Regions from separate parts of the Homo sapiens genome. Here region 2 is linked to region 1. A link is a loop called in an ENCODE intact Hi-C map of the cell type or tissue named here. Cell type or tissue: PC-9. All regions are shown on one strand.

Evidence for each region. Hi-C counts contacts between places; a loop is a spot of excess contacts. Peaks named below come from ENCODE experiments on the same cell type or tissue, not always from the same donor. Only the 100,000 strongest peaks of a DNase experiment are listed, where the experiment ranks them.
Region 2: it touches region 1 in a loop (9-fold over the local background); 3 of 110 quality-filtered maps call a loop at or near these places.

Annotation. Positions count from the first base shown.
Region 1 is chr5:68,250,953-68,255,952 of GRCh38, reverse strand. All of the region lies in intron 2 of PIK3R1 (phosphoinositide-3-kinase regulatory subunit 1), which reads right to left. Among named protein-coding and RNA genes, the nearest start is that of PIK3R1, 38 kb to the right of the region's middle. In PC-9, a CTCF peak has its summit at 3,098 (motif pointing right); no DNase peak of the experiment used is centred here.
Region 2 is chr5:66,811,528-66,816,527 of GRCh38, reverse strand. All of the region lies in intron 3 of MAST4 (microtubule associated serine/threonine kinase family member 4), which reads right to left. Among named protein-coding and RNA genes, the nearest start is that of MAST4-AS1, 190 kb to the left of the region's middle. In PC-9, CTCF peaks have their summits at 1,730 and 1,929 (motif pointing left); no DNase peak of the experiment used is centred here.

The sequences.
Region 1 (5,000 bases):
ACACCACAAAGGCAGTCAGTTACCAAGCCTGCAAGGCCCATGGCTCTGTGGTTTTTGAAGATATTATCAGCATTTTAATGTGAAACGTCTTGCAGACCCAAAGCCCCAAATAATCACCACTTTTTGGGAATTTGTAATTTTCCAAATGACAACAAGAACATTTATGACTCTGTATATTATAATCTGTCGACTACAAGAGCTATTAATGACAAGAGAATTCCAGTGCTATAGGGAGCAGCTTTTTCACATTGATAGCCGTATGTTTCACTTTCGCCATCTGATTTCCTTCCAAGTTAGAAAAAACAGTGGAGACAATTAAATACTGAGACTGAGAAGTAAAATGAAGCTAGAGCTCAGAAAAGCAAACTTAAGTGTTTTCCTCAACTCCCATTATCTTCACAAAATCACTAACTCATTTCCCCCCCAAGCACTATTTTTGGGGGCAGGGCTTCAAATTAATGCATAGTCTATGAAGGTCATGAAGAAGCAGCTAACAAGTGACATTTGTTTTACCCCACTGCTGAAGCACAGGATGAGGCTGAATCGGAGGCTGACCCAGATAATGATGGTATTGGGATATAGCTTAGTGGAGAATGAATACCTCCAAAGTCTCCCAAACCTGAATCACCATTTGTTCCTTTACAACACTAACTTCCCTTTATCGGTAAGAGTGGGTTATTTCTTATATCCATGGCACGGAAAAATCTTTATCTGACAAAAATTTTGAGAGGACCAAAAAGTGAGTACTTTGCAAATCAGGGACTGAAACAATTCTCCTTTGGTCATTTTAGAAAATCAGATGCTGCTAAATTTCATCACCTACTTAGAAATCTCAGAAGCTCTAATAAAGCCCTGGAGCAACCCAAAGACAAATGTTCCAGGCCATTCCAGATTCATTTCCCTTGAAGGATCTCTCACCAGTAAGTGCAGCCTCTGAGCAGCAGCTCGTCCATTTGCAGAAAAAAAATTGTGGCCTGACTTGTGTCAACTAGGGACAAAGGCAGGAGAAGAATTTGGAGGTTACTCAGTGGAAAATTTAGGAATAAGAATCTGGAACCTTAAGAAACCTTGATTTAATTTAAGATACTGCTTTGTTTGCATCATAAAAAAAAAAAAGAAAAAAAGAAAAAGACTGTACTGATGCAATCTACTCCCCTGTATTATATAAAATTTTAAGACCTAAAAGAAACACGATTATGGGTATGAACCATAACTAAGCATTTCCAAGAGTGTCTTCCCTTAAATCACATTAAAATTGTAAAAGTAAGTTACAACTGGTGACAGGCCACTTATTAGTCCATTCAGGCCAGCTCCAAGATAACAATGACTTTAATATCAAACCAATATTCCATAACCCTCTCTTTAGAATTCTTGACATGAGGTCACTGTTTATTGAAGGCTTCACTAAAATAAAGTCTTTGTAAAGATACCCTTGGGGTTAGAGGCCTAAGATGAAAATACCTTAATATGATTTCTCCTTTATAGAGAGATTCCAATGTCCCAGCCATGGATCATTCATTCCTTTGGGGGTTTTATTTTTTATTTGTTGGAAGAGTAGATGATCCCTCTGGTCCTTTTCAAATCTAAAATCCCATGATTCGAAACTCTTTTCAGTAAACTTCCAATTTTCCATACTAATTGATGAAGAGAGAGAACAAGAGAAGGGGCTTGACCATACAAAACAATGAAACATCTCAACAGTTTATATGTAAGTTAAGGATGCAGAATCATTCTTTTCTTGGGAATAAGTCTCTCCTGGTTTATCTTTGTATTTGGCAACTGCCAGAGAACAGGGAGTTCACAGAGCAATCCTGAGAAGTTTGCTCCAACACTGACTGGTCAACTGATTTATACAACATTCGAGTGTGCAGACTCACATTTACTTGCTGCATTTATGACCAAAGGGCAAACATTTAAAAATCACTCAAGATTCTGGAAAGGTTATAAAATACAAAAAAAAAAAAAAAAAGGGGGTCCACGGGAAAATAAAAAACATGACATTTATTAGCTCTTTTCTTGGAGTGGATATACATGGGTTTATAGTTCATTGTTTTCAGTCATCCTATGACTAAATAAGCTTTCCACCTGCTTAGTCAAGTGCTGAGAGAATATGACTACACCAAAGGATGTATGAAGCATGCATTTAATTTATCATAAAGAACTGTAATAAGGCAAATGTGCGCAGCTGGAACTAACTTGTACCAGATTTCGCCAATCCCCAAGCTCATAGTAGATACTTGCTAACACCTCCAGAAGTTCCGGCTGTTTTTAATTAATAGCTCATGTTGGGGGCATCTTGCCTGACTTACTAGAATGTCATTTTATTTAAAATAGGGTTCTGAACCTTAAAAAAAAATAGATCCCTTTATTTTTAAGTCAAGTAAATGATCCAAATAGAAATTTAAGTTTGGCTCTTTTAAAGGCAGCAATATTTCACATTGAATGTGCTCCCGAGGCCAGAGGAAATGTTCTTTCCTTTCCTAAAATTTCTAGCCAAGTACTCACAAACCCAGTTTCTTCCCAAGAATATTTGTTTTTTTATTTCTCAGAGCCTAGTTTTAAAAGGCTGGAACCTTTCACAAGTCAGAATAATTCCATTTGCTAGCTGGCTCTTTCTCCAAGTCCAGCTTGAATCCTATGGGACACATAAATCCTTGTCTGAAATGTAGGATAAGTGTCATGAAACATGCTAGGAAATTGGTAAACCACAGCTCAAAGCATAAATACAAAGATATAAGCGAAATCTACTCTAAAGTAAAACTATGACAAGCAGAAATACCACAATGCATTAATTCTTTAGCTAAGGTAACAAAAATATTCAAGGAAAAAGTATGTGTGTTATGACAAATCTGGGGAGAAAATAAAAATGCAACGTAGATAAAAATTAGTATTGCTAGGAGAAGAGACAAGGTAAATAAATGCACACTTGCCCTGAATTACCTAAGCCAGACATAAAGTCAATTTTTCCTGTCAAGTACTGTGTCAGGTGCCATCTGGGAAAAAAAACTGGGAGCATCTGAGAAAGGTGGAATCTGAGGGAGAAAAGGCAGAAAAGGGCATATTTTACAGCTACCATGCCGTATAGCCAATTGCCACTGGATGGCAGCGGGGTTTTACTTAGCAAAGTTGCTAAGAGCATTAGGATTGGTCATTCAATATCTGCCCTACATGTTCGGCCCCAGTAACTCAAGGTTTCAGGGAAATACAAAGTAGCTCCTTCCCACCCCCAAAATTGGGGATCTGTCCTAGAAATTGCAAATCTTTGTTCTGATTATCAGTAAATCCCTTGAAAATTACTAATTTACTATCAGAGTAAATTAAATTGGGAACTAAAATTAGAACTTCTAATAACTTCTACAATTTTGAAATTCAGAAAGCAAGCACACATGTAATCACATTTGCACGCACACATCCCTACAGTTTACTATTGCAATATTATCATCTTGAGCCCAGTACAACAAATTGGAACCACATTTTATTCTACTTTTTCTTGTTAACTTGATGGCTTCACCACACTTTTAAATGCTACACACTCCCTTCCCTCTCCCTTGGCATCTGATCCCCCCACTTTTTTTTTTTTGTAAATTCAGTAATCTCACCAGCAACAAGCTTTGCTTTCAAATAAGCATATCTGCCAACTTAAACAGCATCTCCTAAGGCAGCGGAGTAATGAAAGACACATGTAGGTACTTGCCTGTCATCAGATGCAAGCTCACGTCTGCCTGAAATTGGGCCTGTAATTCTGCTGATCCTCGGGTTCAGGACAGCATGGCCGAGAGTGGTCTACAATGCGGCCCTTAGTCTAAACAGCAGATGAAGGATGCAAGGGGCCAACCTTTTTCATCCCTGCTGGGCTCTTGACCAGTTGTTGCTCTTTAGTTCAAGGGGGAGATGTGAGGGATTGCTCAAACACTTGGCAGACAGAAAGGTCTTAAGACAGCAAGTAGTGAATTCTACCTCATTCCTGCTGATGAACTTGAGGCAGTGCTTTCCAAGCCCAAACTCATGATCCAACCAGAACATCTCCAAGAACAGTCACTCCTGCACACAGCCAAGGCTCCACCACCCCCAACCGGGTGAGGGCCCTACACAACTCCTGATCTGAGCCCCTCCTCAGATGAGACAGAGTTTGCTCCTTTCCCTCTCATAATGCAGTCAACTGTGTGATTTCCTTTGGGGAAATACAAACATTTTGTTTAAAAACTTGCAAAGTCTGAAGAATGGAAAAGTGTGAAAAGGCTGAAAAACTTGAAAGAAAGGAGTTGTAGTTCTGTCCATAAAAAAAGCTTCCTACTTTTTTGCAGCTGGGGCTACCATCAGAAATCAGTGGCTGATTCATCCAGGCCTACAGGAATCCCCTCTTTCCACCCCGCCCCCACCACCTACAGACTGACTTGAGCACCCTTTTATGCCCTTCCTGTAAGTGTTAGTGAACGGCTTACAAACGTTCAGTGCCCTTAGTTCTGCCAAACAAGTAAAAACTTCAAGGGTTGTGAGGGCTCACGAAGACATACTCATTATAAAAATTATTATTTTTTTAAAAAAGGAACCTAACAGGGTCCACTGAAAAACCAACTCATCAACACAGTTTATATCTTCCATCTTCTGAACTGGCAGCCTAAAAGTCATCTCAAGCACAGGGCTACCAGAGATGTGCTGCAAAGTGTTTTTTTTAAGAGGTTTCCACCAGACATTATTAAATTACTATTTTAAAATTAAATCTAGGATCCAGGAATTTTACCTTCCATAATAACAAGGGTGAGAGTAACTAATATAACCACTGTATCCTCCACCTTGAAGAATCTCTTCAGATAGTTGAAGTAGGATCCTTATCAGAAAGCGGTGGCAGTAACCCATTGTGTGCTGACTGGTTTTTATCCTATCTGGAAATCAATCATTTCCCTCCCTTTCCTTCTCCCTTGGGGAATTACAAAACAGACACGGAGCACCAGATTAACTTTCCTTTGTTCACAAAACGAAAACATACACACTCTCTTAAA
Region 2 (5,000 bases), 1.4 Mb after region 1:
CAGAGTATAATTTCCTTCTGCTTACTACACTCTTACATAAAACAGCTCAAATACCTAAAAGACTTTCCTACTATGTTCCTGTAATATTTATCATAAATGATTATAAAACTTGAGGAAAGGTGAGGGGATGAGAGAGGTGATTGATTAGAAACAGAGGGAAAGGAAGCACTGATTCCTGTGGCCGTGAACAGGGGTGCCCAGTCTTTTGGCTTCCCTAAGCCACATCGGAAGAAGAATTGTCTTGGACCACACAAAAAATACATGAACACTAACAATAGCTGATGAGCTTAAAAAAAAAAGAATCACAAAAAAAAATCTCATAATGTTTCAAGAAAGTTTACAAATTTGTGTTAGGCTGCATTCAAAGCTGTCCTGGGCTGCGGGTTAGACAAGCATGCCATAAGATAATATTTTTAATCTCTTTTCACCAAAGACTAGCATTTGCATGGAATGGCAGGGCACTTTTCCTCAATCTTCCTCTAAAATTGAAGTTCAGTGAACTGGATAAGTCCTGTCTATCCTGGCTTTACTGAAGACATTACATGACTCAATTATTAAAAGCTAACAGGTTCCTCCTCCTTTTCCTCCTTGAGGTTTCTCTAATGCCACCTGAACCCTGGTGATGATTCCATACTTTACCTGACAACCCTGAAAACCTGTCACCACTCTCCTCTGGGACAGCAGGTAAGGACGTTTGTGAGGAGCCTGTTAATTGTACACTTCAACTGTCCTCTAAAGAAAACTGGATTCAAAAGGATGTATGTATCCTGTTTTACCTACAGACAAACCTAATAAATTAAATCTGATTCTTATTTGTAAAGCAATACCCTAAGCCATCATAAATAATACCAGTTTCTTTAGGGGGAAAAATAAAATAAAATCTGAATGCTTTACCAGAAAGAAGAATTTTTTAAAAACGTTATTTGTCTTCTGAAATACAAGGAAAGCAGTCTCCCCTTACACTCCAGGGATAAGTTCCAGGATGCCTGGTGAATGCCCGAAACCACAGATAGTACCAAGCCCCATATATACTGTTTTTTTTCTATTAAAATATATACATACGTATGATAAAGTTTATAAATTAGGTACAGTAAGAGATTAACAAGAATAAAATAGCACAATTATAACTATGCTGTAATAAAAGTCATGTGAATGTAATCTGTCAAAATACTGTACTGTATTCACCCATTTAAACCACAGAAAGTCAAGCCTCAGATAAGGGGGGAATATGTTACTAATTTTACTGCTCAGTTTTCAGAAGGGATACTTGGATTAAGAAATAGAAATGTCGCTTCCTTTATATGCTTCTAAAGAAGTATTTTTAAACATTTTGGTATAAAAATCATAACTAATATGTGCTCAGCATGGAGTTATTCATTTAGCTATGTTTAGTTGTGCATGCAATAAGAATTACTGATAATGCATTCTAGCAACATGAAGTCTATTCCTTCAAATGTAAGTTATACCTAACATGTTCCACTAATTTTTTAAAAAGTTACTGGTAGGAATCCCTCTAGCTCAAGTATGCACCATTTTCAGAACATAATTCAAATATATAAACCTAGGATGTCTAAACATCTTCCATACGTTATTTTATATACTCAGAATGCTAGCAAGATTAACAGCATTCTCTTACTTGCAGCAGTGATCTGCAGCCCAACTTTTGTGGGGAAAAAAAAAATCTCTAGGATGCATCATAAAGCTTTTTAATTTCAACAAGTCTATTAGCATTTAAAAAGTTCTTCCTGGCAATTTTGTTACAATGAGAGAATTAGAATGTTTTCTTCCCCCAGTTGACTTAGCAAATCACCTTGCACGTAGGGCATACCTTTATCTCACATGCTTGACAGATACATCTTTTTAAAAATCCCCAGTATTTTTACCTCCATCCCTTGCAAAGGAGATTTGCTGATGTGCCACCTAGTGGACAAACTACCACCTTCATCAGTGCATTTCACCTTGTCTCTGGAGATGAAGATCAGAAGAAATATATTTCAGAGGATCATCTAATGAGAAATGCGGAGCCTGTCCCATCAAAGGTGCTCTAGAAGGTGATGCTCTGAATGAGCCAGAAGGGACTGCTGGCCTCTTTTACATATCTGTGGCTGCTCCTCATACTTGATTAGGCGCAAGGGAGGTAGCCAAAGGTAAAAAAAGCCCCACAACAGGAAAATGCTTGCCCGAGGCCATAATGAAAGTGATCACCTCCCTCCCACGTTGATGACCCAGCATCCAAGAGCTCCCTAGCACTGAGGAGGCACAGTGAGCAATTCTTTATTTTTCCAAATGTTTGAAGTACATGTTGATCATAAACAGGTTATTCTGATTTCATAATTTGTTACTAGGCCAGGTAACATCACAAAACTGAAAAATATCTCCTTCCCTAAGGTCCCAGGGGAGAGAGAAGGAACAGAACAGCACTGTCTGCTCCTGAGAAGTGGCCCCTGGAGGCCCATCCTCCTCTTAACCCACACAGGTCCCCCGGATCAGGTCCCCCGGATCAGGTGAAGCAGAAAGTGTTCAACTCCTCTCTCCTGACTTTCCAGAGATGACAGACAAGTAGGATAATTAAAGACCTTATCACACTATCTCATGTTCCCAGTAACCTTCCAACAAAACAATTCTGAAAGCAATGTAAGAGTGCAGCATGCAATTCTTATTTTGTCTCCCCATCAAACTACTAGATTTGCATCTAACATTCCTTCTTTCACAACTAACTACTACTTCCCATGGACTCATTTTTCTGTTTCAAGCTGTCAGAAATAAAAATTCCAGGTTCAGAGTTAAACCACCTATTTCTTCTCATTAGGTGAAATATCTACTCAATGCCATGTAATTAGCAGTTTTATAAAACTGACACTTAAGTACCAATCTTCTGCTTTTCCCATTTGGATAATTTATAAGTAAAAATACATGGCAATGTTGCAAGACTCAGAGATATTCTGTTCAGAAGCTGCACCTGGAGGAAATTCTCCTGCATCTGCCTTTCCTAAGGGAGCAGAGATGGCCGAAAAGTACAAGAAAGGCAACTGAACAGCTGGAATCTCTTTCTGGTTCTTCCACTACACTCTTGTATGACTGTGGAAAACTCAGTTAATAAACTGTTTCCTTTCATTTGTCTTAGTTTCCTTGAAGGAGGGAAAAATACACTTGTCTGGTTTTACTCTCCAATATTTTAGTTTAAAATTTTTCAAACCTCCAGTAAAGTTGGAAGAATAAACATGCTTATACCCAGAATCAGCAAATGTGAACATTCCTCTATAATTGCGATACATATTTTGTGAAAATGCATCCCAAACACAATTTTTTCAATTTAATAGAAAAGTCTTGAGATGAAAAGCTCCCCACAAAGTGATAAAAAGTTAATAACTATATATTGAGCAAGATTTCCTAAGAATATTTTTTGTCAGGAATTAGATTTCCTCAAAGCTCTTGGAATGCAACAGCATTCTCATTAACACTTTCCAGGAAATGCTTCCATAAGAATGGTCAGTCTTAGCTGAATCCTAGAAACATTCCACTTCGGAGCTGGAAACCATGTGTTTCAAATGCTCCATTTTAATGATGCGCAAACTGAGCCCCAGTGATGCTGCTTCTTATCAGCACTAACTTTTTATTTCCCATAAATAATACACTTCTAAACTGCAAGAGAGGTGGTGACTTCAGAAGGAAAAGGAGAGAATAGGGAAGATGTGAACGGAAGGGAGCAGGAGCAGGTAACAACACATTGTCAAGAGCACCAGCTCCCAAAACCCACTGACAGCGCCCCGCAGCACACAGCATTACTACGTACCAAGGGCAATGCAGAAGAGCTGTCCATCTAAGCAAACCACAGCCTTTTACTACCAAATGTGCAAAATCCACACATTCACCCTCAGCCCTACAACTCCCTAATTCAACCGTCTGACCCACTTCACACGATGCAAGCATTTCTATTTTTCCGCTTTGTAGATTACGCTATTAATGTTTCTTCTGATTATTTCCTCAACACAGGTTCTATCGGAGCCAAGATTTGACCATGGCAATGAAGCTGTACCCGTGTGGCTCTGCAAGATAACCCACCTCTCTAAGTGAACATAGGCAGGGGCTCTCCTGAGGACAGACGATAAGTGTTCTGTTTCCTGGGCCATGTTTCAAGGTTTTGTGTTAGCGATGGGATTTCCTCTGTTATTTTGGTCTTCTACTCAAGAAATACAAAGGCTTTTTGTTCATAAAACTATCTAAGGCCATTTTCACAATCCCTAAATCGATAAAAATAATTCAGCAGCAGAATATTAATTTTCAGTAATATATCTTCTATTGATTGTTTCCTTGGCATACTTCCTGGTCTGGTGTGGCTCAGCGGTCAGCTCTGTACCCAATGGCTGTGTGGTAATGAGACTTATCGATAGCCTTCTAATGCATAAGATTTCACCATTATCCAACTAGCCCGCGCCAGCCTTGCATCATGTTGTTTGCGGTTCTCTCCCTCCCGACCCAAACACAGCCCTAGACCATGGCTAAGAAGCAGTTTACAGCCATCAACTGCTTCATTTGTAAAATTAGGGCACTCACGTACTCCCCTGTAAAATACTTGGAGATGTTTTGATAAATTACAGCCTAGGTACACAATTCCAGTATTGATTCCTAAAGTCACCAGGTTCTCTACCCACCCCTACTGCATTTGCAACTATCTTTTAAATATCTTTTCTCTTTTCTGAGGAAAGCATCCAAAAACCTGACAGGTACCATTATTTAGAGTGTGCAATGCCTTCATCGTTTGAGAGTAACAGGTCAAACTCATTTTCATTGCCCATTTGCTCCCTTTACATGTGAGTGCACTAGGACCCAACAGATGGCTAAATCAAGATGTTCACCAGATTAGACTTTCTTGACATGACTGACTACTAAAAAGCTTAAGATAACAGATGTTAACCTACCCAGAATGTATTATATGTTCTATCAAGACATCAGAAATACTCCGAGGCTTTCCCCAGCTCGGAAATGCATCCAATTTATTT